Regions from separate parts of the Mus musculus genome. Here region 1 is linked to region 2. A link is a contact called in ENCODE Hi-C or POLR2A ChIA-PET data. All regions are on one chromosome and are shown on one strand. Each heading gives the region's core, a stretch centred on a gene start or an enhancer-like site at or near the end of the contact. The rest is flanking DNA. Distances are from core to core; before and after follow the strand shown. Region 1 has its middle 88 kb from the start of Lnx1. Region 2 holds the start of Scfd2 (Sec1 family domain containing 2).

Evidence for each region. Hi-C counts contacts between places; a loop is a spot of excess contacts on that map. ChIA-PET counts read pairs that join two places held with the same protein, here RNA polymerase II (POLR2A).
Region 1: a map of heart shows a loop between it and region 2 (2.4-fold over the local background). The contact joins the enhancer-like site here to the promoter of Scfd2 in region 2. A Hi-C loop is called at or near these places in 1 of 37 maps with a recorded cell type or tissue (heart). POLR2A ChIA-PET finds 5 or more read pairs at or near these places in 1 of 5 experiments (Patski).

The regions. Positions count from the first base shown.
Region 1 is chr5:74,787,884-74,793,686 of GRCm38, forward strand. No RefSeq gene overlaps it. Among named protein-coding and RNA genes, the nearest start is that of Lnx1, 88 kb to the left of the region's middle. Within about 2 kb of position 4,513, at least 1 of the 3 ENCODE cell types and tissues checked has a DNase peak (open chromatin) inside an H3K27ac peak, as active enhancers do; it is heart, where a contact is called at or near this core.
Region 2 is chr5:74,529,498-74,535,218 of GRCm38, forward strand. It overlaps Scfd2 (Sec1 family domain containing 2), which reads right to left and starts at 2,245. Exons shown (of 9, transcript NM_001114660.2): 1 at 1,285-2,245. The coding sequence starts at 2,122.

The DNA.
Region 1 (5,803 bases), core at 3,263-5,762, 260 kb after region 2:
TATGAGGAAGTCAGGTGCAAGTCATATGACTTAGCTGCAGTCCCTGGCGCCTTTGGGACTGCCGCCACACCCGCTCCCCACATGTAATGCTCTGTGTCTTACTATGACACAGTCACACTTCTCACCTGGTAGCATCAGGAATATCATGTGAGTTTCGTGGACCATCCTCTCCATAAAAGGTCAACATCAACATTCCTTTGGCAAACTTTAATCACTTCAACATTACACTTAGTATTGACTTGGGGGAAATCTAAGAGATTTCTATACACACTAAAACATTTGTTTTCAGATTAAGACAAAATAAAGACATTTGAGAACCTAAATATTTCTTCTTTTCCTACTGCTTTCTAAAGAGTTAACACCCCTTTAACTTCTAAGTATGGCAGGCATGCCCAGATAGGTTAAGCCTGGGGCATGATGGGTAAGCCTAAAAATGGAGTGTGAACTGTCAACTTGAACCTATTTGAGAAGTGGATCTCGGTGATACAGAACGTTTTTACCTTTCCCTCTCATGGGATTCCTTTCTTCACTGACTCGGGTCCTTCCAGAAAGACAGTGAGAGAGGTATTTGGTAACTGACTCTTGAAGCTTAAGGTAGACAAAGCCAGCAAGGTGGGAGCCCTGGTGCTGAGAAACAGGACAGAGACCACCTGTGACACCTGACACTGGACCCCAAGACTGTCAGGGAGAACACCTGCTCTCCCCTCCACCCCTGGCTTCCCTAAAGCAAATCGAAAGCAGGAGGTAGCAAACGGGCACCCTCAGGGCATACCCGAGGCAGAGCTGAACCCCTTGGAACCAGGGCAGACACTTTTACTACAGGGCAGGGCAACTTCAACTTCAGCATCTCAGGAACATTTGCTGAATGAATGAGTGAATGAATGAGTGGGTTAAGTGTTAAAGGCTTTATGAACCAACACTGCTGCAATTGAGCTAACCATGAGTATTGTCCCTGTCATCTATGGATGTCTCTTCCTGGTTGCTCTAATTTCTTGCTTATTTTGTTTTGTTTTTGTCTCGGTGCCAGGACTGAACCAAACCCATTAACTCCATGTCCTATAGGGAGATCCATCCCAGCCTCCCGGCTCCTGGAAGCCTTCCTTCCCTGGAGGATGAGTAGAGGGGCCCCAACAAGGCTGTCCTTTAGGAGGGATCCTGGGAAAGAAGAGGTAAGGAAAAGGTTCCTTTTCCATGTGATGAAACAAGTCATGCATTTGTTTCATCATCCGCTGATTGACAATAGGCATGGACTTCATCCATCCATCCATTCAGCCAATGCTTGTTGAGAGGCTACCATGTGCCAGCGTGATTCTAGATGGTTGGAATGTAGCAACAGAGAAAAATCAAGAGTTCTCTGTCTTGTAAAGGAGGCATTCTAGAGAGGGGAAGTGGCTAAGAAACAATATCACGATGTCATCTCTAAATGACAATGACGGAAGACATACTATAATTCTCTGTGCCACTAAGGAAAAAAAAAACATTTATTTCCTGATTTGTTTTTTGTCTGTTTGTGTTTTTTACAGTAGACATTTCTAACCTGTGTGAGGCAGTATCACATACCTTTGTGGTTTTTATCACCTTTCCCTGAGGGGCGGTTAGTTATGTGAAACATCTTTTTAGCCGCTCGGTGGAGTGGTAACTATTGATCAGTCGTGAGCTCCTGCAGGGAGAAGACCATTTGTCTGTATTAATTTCCATTGCTAAAACGTCTAACACAACTACCATATTTCTTAAATGGGGAGGGGCATTTTATTCCAACACCCCACTGGTATGTTTCTGGATTCTTATCAAAAACTCGGAGGTCAGTATTACTGTACCCATTTTATGAATGGTGGCAGCGATGCTCAGGTAGGTGAGATAACTTGCTTCCAGTCCCTTGGCCAGGCCAGAAAGATCTAGAGCTAGTTTCTCCGATGGCTGACTCTCCTTCAAGTGTCTCTGGCTTCTTTGTTTCTAATTCATTTAATACTCTTTCACTGAAAACTGGAGTATCAGGTGAGTGAGACCCAAGTACAAAAGCCAGAGATTTTCACAAACCTGATGGAGTATCTGCGAGGGGAAGATGGATGGGATGATGAACTGCCTGGAGTAGCGCCATGTTTTACAGACCTGCAAGCACTTTGGCTTGTTAGTGGAGCGTACATGTCTTAACTGCTTTTGTTTCCAAATCTATTACTTGAGTGAATGAAGACTCCGTCCCCGGACAGAAATGATTTTTATAAAAATCCTTTCCTCTGAATCCAGGGCATTGGCAGTACAACTGTCAGAAACAAGCTTGCTTTGATGTTTTACAAAGCGTGAGGCCAAATATCGATCTTTGTAGGACTTAGGGAAATATCTTGTGTATAGGAAAATATCTAAGTTGAAATGTATTAAGCCGATGTTGGCTTAATTCAAAATTATACCTAATTTGAAACAACTGTTTTCCCTTGGTCAACTGGCTAGTCTATTGGGTTTTAGTAAGAATAAGAAAATCTACAATCAAAGTTGAGTTCTTCCCCACCAAGAGCTGTGCTTCCACTTCCCCAGGCTTGTGGGAAGCAGAGCTATTAGGAAGCTGGCGCCCTTCTCTACGCCAGAGAAGATTAGCAGAAGTTAGGCAAGGGTTTAGAGACTTGAAAATTTGCCTTCAAACATGAGGAAAAAATTAAAGTTTTTCCTAAAGTTGTTCCTATTGGCAGAGACTTCATTCATATCCTGCTCGTACAGGCGCAGATATGGGCATGGGTACAGATGTGGGTGTGGATACAGATACGGCCATGGGTACAGATGTGGGCATGGGTACAGATGTGGGCATGGGTACAGATGTGGGCATGGGTACAGATGTGGGCATGGGTACAGATGTGGGTGTGGATACAGATACGGCCATGGGTACAGATGTGGGCATGGGTACAGATGTGGGCATGGGTACAGATGTGGGCATGGGTACAGATCTAGACATGGGTACAGTTGAGGGCATGGGTGACACATTCTTTTCTGCAGAGGCAGAGTATTCTGTATGAGTATATGAGATGCTGTGTGAGTGTAGCTAAGTTTACTTATCTGTTTCACTTTGGTGGGACATTGAGTTGCTTCCTGTTCCGAGATGCTGAGAGTGAGGCAGTAGCCTCTGCCACCGGCTGAGGCAGTGGGGCGTTCTGACAGTGCTATCCTCTGTGTGTATCCACACATCTGTATTTCCCCCTCCAAGGCACAAAGAGGATCATGGAGCAGGGACTAGAAAGAATGTAAGTCAGAAGATGAGGAAGAGTGCTGCGAAGCCCAATCTTCAGGATGACATGGCCACTGTACTCATAAACTTGTAGCCATGGTTACCTGCCCACTGAGGGCCCATCAGTGGTCCATCATTTGTAAGGGAGGGAGGCCTCCTCATGAGGCCTAGCCTTCCTTGAGGAGTTCTTGGCAGCTAACAGGGTATCAGGGGAGGGGAGGGGAGGGGATTTTCCTCCTGGCCACAGGTAGGTCGTCCAGACTTTAGGAAATAGTATTCCTATCCAAGCTCATGTAAACAATGCTGATTAAAATCAGTAAGTTGTGAGTGGGGACGGGGAGGAAGAACAGAAAAAATGTCAGGAAAGTAGGAGAGGGACTGGGTGGAAGGAATATGGAGTTCAGCAAGAGGGGACAAGAAAGAATGGGGGAGAGTGAATTTAGTCAAAATACATTATATATAGATAGATATAAATATAGATAGCTATAGATATGCATACACATACGTAATTGTCACACACAGACATACAAAGAGTTCATGACAAAATACACAGTACCTACATTATCTGGATTTTTAGAAAGCTACAGTCTTCATGCCCTTGAGAAGGCCTGAAACAAAGAAAATTAGTGTATATTATAATATGTACGGTAACCCACTGTGTCTGCTCTGCCTTCATGGGGTCAATCAAACACAGACAACAATGTTTATGAAAAACAACCGCATCTGTCCTAAACATGTACACTCCTGTTTTCCTGGTCATTTTCCCCTAAGCAATAACTGCAGCTACTCACAGCACTTACATTGATTTGTGTGAAACAAGTAATCAGGAGATTGCGTGGGTTTTATGCAAACACTATCCATCTCACAGAAGGTACTCGAGCATCCTTGCATCTCAGTATCCACTGGGTACTGGAGCCAATCGCAGGAGGACACCAAGAAACAGTCCTGTTTATATGCTTTTCAGGTAAAGACAATTCCAGACCGCAAGGATCAGGTGCAGGTCGTGATTCAGATCTGTGCTCTCAGAATACAGAACAGAATCTTTTGTCTAGCATGCCAGACCTGTCATGAAAGCTGTTCAAGTAAGAGATCGGGCGGGCACTGTGAAGCAGGGGGAGGCTGACAAGTGGCCAGGACACCCGGGGGTCAGGAAGCAACTCCCTGGAGCATAGTCCCTGCGGTACCATCTCCTCTAGCTTCATGGCTACTTACAAGCTATCCTGACCCTAGAAAGGGATCTAAGGAGAAAGCTACTGCGCTGAGCCTAGGAGGCAGCAAACAGCTTTGGGAGAGGAGCCACAACAGCAGGGAAGCAGTGCCAAGAACAACAGGAAGCTCGAAGCCACGCCCCTGCTCGTTGAGCGAGCGCAGGCCTGGAAGCCTGGGTTATTTGCTCCAAAGAGCCTTGAGCAGATGTTACATAAACAAAACCTCCACTGACTCCAATTCTGGGTCTGGCCTAAAATAGCCCCGGGGCTAGACTCTGTCATTCCTAGTGGTTCCCCATGTGTGCAAACTACTGCCCTCATTGAACCATGTTGGTGGACACACTGCAGCCTCCTCAAGGGACAGCTTCCCCTAGGACCAAAAGCAAGGCTCCTTGACTGCCCGTGGTGGCCCAGACACAAGGCGTCCCTCTAAGATCTCTGGTGGCTGCTGGCTCCTCTCTCCAGGAGGCAGGAAGTTGGGGGAGGAATGTTTAAAAAGTCTCCCCCCACCGCTTTCTTCCCCCTCTTCTTTCTCCTCCATCTTCCCTTTTCCCCCTCTCTTCTCCTCTTCCTCCTCTCCATCCTTCCCCTCCCCATCTTTCACCCCTCCTCTTTCCCCACTTCTCTCTCTCCTACTCCTTTGTATAATGTGGAGAAACCCGAAGCAGAAGCAAGCTTTCCAGGTTACCGCGGGTGCAGGCGGTAGTAGAGTTCCTTCTTGGGGCTTTTATTTGCAATTGATTTAAGACTGTCGCTGTGCTCCCGACTGACTTTGTGCTTGTACAAGTTTCCCAGACCTGTTTGGGTTTCAGCTCCTTTGTGCTACATACAGAAAACCAGTCCAGTGTGAACATCTGGAGGCTTGAACATCTGTGCCCCAGCAAGGGGTCACTCCAGCGTTACCACTACTTCAGCATGGGTCCCTGGAAACTGTTAATCATCTTTTTCTCCTTGGCCGCTTGCCTCTCTCTAGAATCTTACAAGCAAATCTTAAAGCAAAGCAAAAAACAATAAAGCAATGTCTATGATTCAAAAATACTGGTGCCAGATACTTGCTATATGTTTAGTACTATAGAAAGTATCCGATGTGTTTCCTTTTGTTTAATTTTCACTGAACAGTCCTATGAAATTTGAAGTTATTACCTCCAGGAGACAGATAATGACAGGTTAGAAAAAATAACGATAGGACTTGCCAGAATTTCTACAGGGGTGGGACAGGGCCCAGAGCTGGCAGGGACTGACTGTGTCAGAGAACATCTGCCAGGCCTCATAGCTCCTCCTCTTGGTTTTCTTTCTGCTCAAAGTCCAAGCTACTCTATCTTTTGCCCTTCTAATTAAACACAGCAACCAGTGTTCATCCTAACATGGTCTCTGAGACCCAATC
Region 2 (5,721 bases), core at 995-3,494:
AAGGAGGTATGAAAACCTTCTGCAGGCTTATATTTTCTGTTTTATAGACTTCTGCCCTCTGTGAGTGACATGGCCACTGCTGCCCTCTTGAAATTAATTATAATTACCCTCAGGACACCCTCAAAAGATTGCGCCCAGTAGCATTTCCTCAGAACTGCCATTTAGTTTACTCTCTATTTTATGATCTTAAAACTCATCTAATTAAAATTTCAAATATACTTCTTACTGGTTTTTATAACATCATTCAACATTTTTTTTTTCTAACCTGGAAAGGGAATACTGGCTTAGACCAGTGTTCTGATTGTTCTCAGTGACCTTGAACAGCTAGCACATACTATTATTGAACTATATCTACTTAACTATAAAACAAAGGTGACCTCTAAAAATAAGTGCTCACATCATGAATCAGAATTTTCTTCACCTATTTTAAGGTTAGATTTCTTCCTCGCAGGTATAAATAATTATTACATTGCTGCAATTTGAGGTTGCTATACAAACTTCAATGCACATTTGAAAATATTTTCTACAATTCTTTTTTCCAACTTCTCATATGTACATTCAGTTTCACTTTTTAAAAAAGACATTTACCTATTTATTTGTATATGTGTGGGGGACAGTGCATGTGCAAGTCACACTGTGTGTGTGGAGATCAGAGAACAATTGGAGGAAGTCAGTGCTCTCCTTTCACCATGTAGGTACTAGGGAGCAAACGAAGGTCATTCCATGTGGAGCATGGTATGCAGCACCCCCTCTATGACCGCTACCGCCTTATGCTCCTGCCTCCTGGTTCCTGCCATGTTTGAGTTCCTGTCCTGATTTCCTTCAATGATCGACTATGGTGTGGAAGTGTAAGGAAATAAACCCTATCCTCCACAAGTCGGTTTTGGCCATGGTGTTTCATTACAGCAATAGACACCCTAATTAAGACAACTGGTATCTGGAAATGTCTAAGAGTCTCAGGTGATGGCAATTCCCTCCATGTCAAGGTCATCTCATTTTTTCCAGTCTCTTGGACTAGGCCCGGTTGTTTTATCAAAAGCAACGCACACTAAAGCCATATTTGCCCGCTTACAGCATTTAACAAATAAAATTGTGCTTTATCTATGTCCACTCTCCACTAGACAAAACTTAACTCCAGATGCTGTCAAATTAGGGGCTGGTTCTTTTAGTTCATCTTTATATTGCCAACCTCAATATGAGGCCAATAAACACATATGCTGAATCAATGAACAGATCCTCTAGCTAGGAGAGTGAAGATGAACAACTCCCAGAAATGCCACCTACCTGTGAGATCCAGAGTTCTATCCACAAAGACCACAGAAGCCCTGCCTGTAGCAGTCTTTTTCCTGTTCTTGGCGGGGGCATAATTTGCCAGATCTGTAGCGATGACCCGACTGAGGGGACCCACGGCGAAACACTCCTCTCGTACCCCTAGATGTTCACACAGAGAACTGAGGCCTGACACGAGGCATCTGATGTACAGCAGCAGCTCTGGGGTTAGGGCAGTGGCATCCACCTCACCCAAGCTGCTCAGCCTCCTCTTGTCGGGTCTGGCACTGTTAAGAGCGTGGACATCCTGAGGTAGCAGTGGGAAGAGGGTAGCAAAGGCTGGAGTAAAAGCGAGATGGGAGGCAACAGGGGCGAGAAACAACGGGACGTGGAGCACCTCGGCCGTATAGTTCTCGTTGCCCATCCACTCACAGAGCTTCTCCTCCAGCTGTTCGAACACCGGCTGCTGCCCCTCGAGCTCGGCCGCTGCAGCGGCCGGTACGTGGTTAGCAGTGAGGTGGACTGCGTGGCTCACGGCTGTGACCACCACACAGTGCTGAAAGTGACTGCGGCAAATGATACTCTGTAGAGTGTCTACGATCCGGCCTTTCAGCGGGCTGCTCAAAACGAAAACCGCCCGGGGCTGCTTGGCTCCCCCGCCAATGGCCTGGGGTTCAAATTCCCGCAGGTGACACGCAGGACCCTTCACCGCCTCCAGAAGCCGGCTGGATCCGCAGCTCCAGTGCAGGCTCTCGGCGCAGGCAGCGTCCAGGTAGACCACGGACCACTTCACTTTGGCCAGCACCTGCTCCCAGCCTTGCTGGGCAAAGGCCAGTATGCCCGCGGCGCTCATGATCCCGTATCGCCAGCTGGCCAGGGGTCTCACCGGCGTACGGGCGGGAACTCAGGTCAGAACGCAGGGCTTCCGGGTACTGAGTACTTTGACAGTCAACACAGTACACGTGGGCCTGTCTCTGACGCTCGGCGTTCGCGCGCGCGGTGATGACGTCTTAGGCGCTCATTGGCTGATCAGGCGCGCGGGCTGGCGGAAGGAACGTCTGCACTTGAAGGAGGAACGGAATGTGCTTACAGGGTCGATAGTCCCTGAAAAGCTGGAGGCAGCAGCTTTCTAGGAAAGAATTGAAATGGGTTTTGTTCGTCCCTCCCTTGTCAGCTCTCATCACCTTTTCCTCCAGGTTAAGAATTCTCGGGAATAATAAAACCTGGTCTGAAGCAAAGTACTTCCCCCATCTGAACTTGGAGAAGCCAAACAACTACTGCAACGTAATAGTTGGTCTTGTGTAGGTTATCTTCTGCGTTGGTGCACTCCAGCCTCGTGAAATACCTTTTGGGACCAGCAAGATGGCTCATAAGGCTAAAAGCGCTTGCAACACAAGTCGTATGACCTGAGTTTGATCCTTCGGACTCAATGTAGAAAAACAGGACCCGGAAAAATTGTCCTCCATGTGCCAATTGTGGAAAACGCACAATCACCCATCCCCAACACACACACACACCACATACACAGAGAGAGACAGAGACAGACACACAGAGAGAGACAGAGAGATCCTGTCTCCACACAGTCAAAAGGCTTTGGGGTCCATTTCACAGCTACTAAGATGAGAATTGGGTTGAGGAATAGATATACTGATCTACACATCTCAGTTTAGAACCTGTTTTATTATTATTATTATTATTATTATTTAATTGTGGAAACATGCATGAGATAAAAAAATTTAGTAATTTACTGTTCTAATTGTGTGTGTGTGAGTGAGTGTGTGTGTGTGTGTGTGTGTGAGTATGTGTGGACAGGATCTCATTGTGCAGCCCTAGCTGTCCTGGAACACATGATGTGGATCAGGTTCGTTGCAAACTCACAGAGATCTGCTTGCCTCTGCCTTCCTAGTGCTTGGATTAAACGTGTGTGCCACCATGTCCACCATTAGTCATTTTAAAATGTACAGTTCGGAAACATTAAAAAACATTCATGCTGCTGTACAACCAATCTTTGGAACTTTTTATTTTGCAAAATCAAAATAGTTTCAAAACTATATACCCTTTAAATAACAATTGCCACCCTCAACCTCAGCTCCCTGCACCCCCCCCCCAGCATTTGTCAGCCTCTACTTTAATCCTGTTCTCTTTGCATTGGCACTGTGGGTCTTATAATTGGGTCCCTGTACTATCTGCTTTATTGTGATTAACTTACTTCACCTAACATCATTCATCTAGTTGTGACACATGGCAATTGCTTTCATTTTAAAGTTTTATTCGTGTGTTTCTGTGTGTGAGAGAGTGTGTGTGTATACAGTTGGGTTTTGACCTCCCTAAAGCATATGCCACCATACCTGGTCTCTTGGCATGATTTGAGCAGTAATCTATTCATTGTCTAATTCTTATAGCTAAGCACTCCTTTTCATTACTTCTCAAAAGTATACTTCACAGCCGGGTGGTGGTAGGTGGTGGCGTACTCCTTTAATCCCAGCACTCGGGAGGCAGAGGCAGCAGATTTCTGAGTTCGAGGCCAACCTGGTCTACACAGTGAGTTCCAGGACAGCCAGGGCTACACAGAGAAACCCTGTTTCAAAAAAAAAAAGTATACTTCATATTAAATGATATCATTATTATTGACATTGTTCTGAGATGGAGTCTTACTCTGCTAGCCTGAGTCAAGCTCTAGCCCTGGCCTCCAGAGGACCTGGAAGGACAGGATGCACTGCCAGGCCTGGGTTAGCAGCAACATCACCATCATCATTGCTTAGAACAGCAATAAATAATGAGATGGCAAATAAGTATACTCAGGATAAATGTGATATTGTAGTGAGATGAGTTCATAATATAAGAAGCAAGAGACAGTCTATAAAATAGTCAAATTATTTAATGTCAAAGTTTCCCATGGCAAATGGAGAGATTAATCCTAACCAAGGAAGCATATCCATACAAGGATTCAGTTTAGGAGGAAAGAAGGAAGGAAGAGGCTTTGAAGGATGGTCATTAGAGCTTTATGAGCTTCTCTGCTTTGTAGAAATCATTTTCAAAGCTTAGCTCAAGTGCTACCTCCACCACGCAGGCCTCCTACCGCATTCACCACCATTCATTAATCAACTCGTTGTTGATGTCTAAACTCTTTGTCTAGACAATGATTTGAAAGACAAACTCTTTTCCAGACTGGAAAGAAAAGCAATTCACTCTGCAAAAGACAATCAACTCTCTCATGAAACCACCCAATTTTACTTTAGATGCACTTAACAGTGAGAATGGAGCTAACCACGGTGTGGTGGTGGTAACTGCCCACGGTACTCTCAAGCAGATAGTATCAAAGGCCAAAAGGATATGGTGCACCATACAACAGATGGAAGTGAAAGTTAAACAAGACGAAGGCAGATTTGGCCTAGTGAAGATTCTGGGGAAAGTGGCTATGTAGTCAATAAGACTTGTGGTCTAAAAGAGAGTTTAGCTCTGCTCTACTCCCCTCACCCCAACCCTGCTCACCCCATCTGCATACTCAGTTTATCTACATTTGCCTTTCACTCTACTCCAAATGCAGTTGGGTGCCTGGAACTTCTCTGTCTCTGGGCCTTTTGCATGTTCCTAATCTCCTTGTCAAGTAGCCCCCATGCAGAAACCCACAGAGCTTACAGCCCTTCTCCATTAAGGGATCTACTTATTTTAATTAATTAATTAATTACCACGTGATATTAGATTATACCTCCCTTTTAATCACTTGGCCGTGGGTCTTTTTACAGCTACTATTATTTTTAAATCCTTATCAACATGATGTGTCTATCATCTTCCATTAGAATAAAGGCTTCATGAAAGAAAGGATTTTTTTTTTAACCGCCAATCTATATAGTCTTGAAGAGTTCCTAGTACTTGGGTAGACTTTCATACATATTTGTTGAATTCAGGGAAGATTTTTACGAGGAAATTGTACACAGAAGTTGAAACAATTTAAGAATTTCCTACAGGGGAACAGGGCATAGCAAACAAGAGTTCAAAACTAAGAAGAATTAAAACCCTCGTGATCTACTCAGGTAACGAGGAATCAAGTGATACAGATAAAGTCTAACGCTCGACCCTCCTCATCAATCACTAATTAAGAAAATGCCCTGCAGGTTTGTCTACAGCCCGATCTTATGGAGGTATTTTCACAACCAAGGTTCCCTCCACTCAGATGACCAGTTTAAGTAACTTAAATAAAACTTTCCGGCCACAGAGTCTCCCTGTATAGCCCAGGCTATCCTGGAACTCACTATGTAGACCAGGGTGACTTGTCTCTGCCTACCAAGTGCCACTATGCCCAATACTAATAATTTTTTAAACAAAGAGAACGCATCCTTTATATATTAAATTTTTCTTTTGTTGGTTGTTAAAATTTCGACGAATTGACAATTGTGGTTCAGTCAAACCCGTGCGGGATGCTGGCCTTCAGGATTTTAAAATAGACTAGTG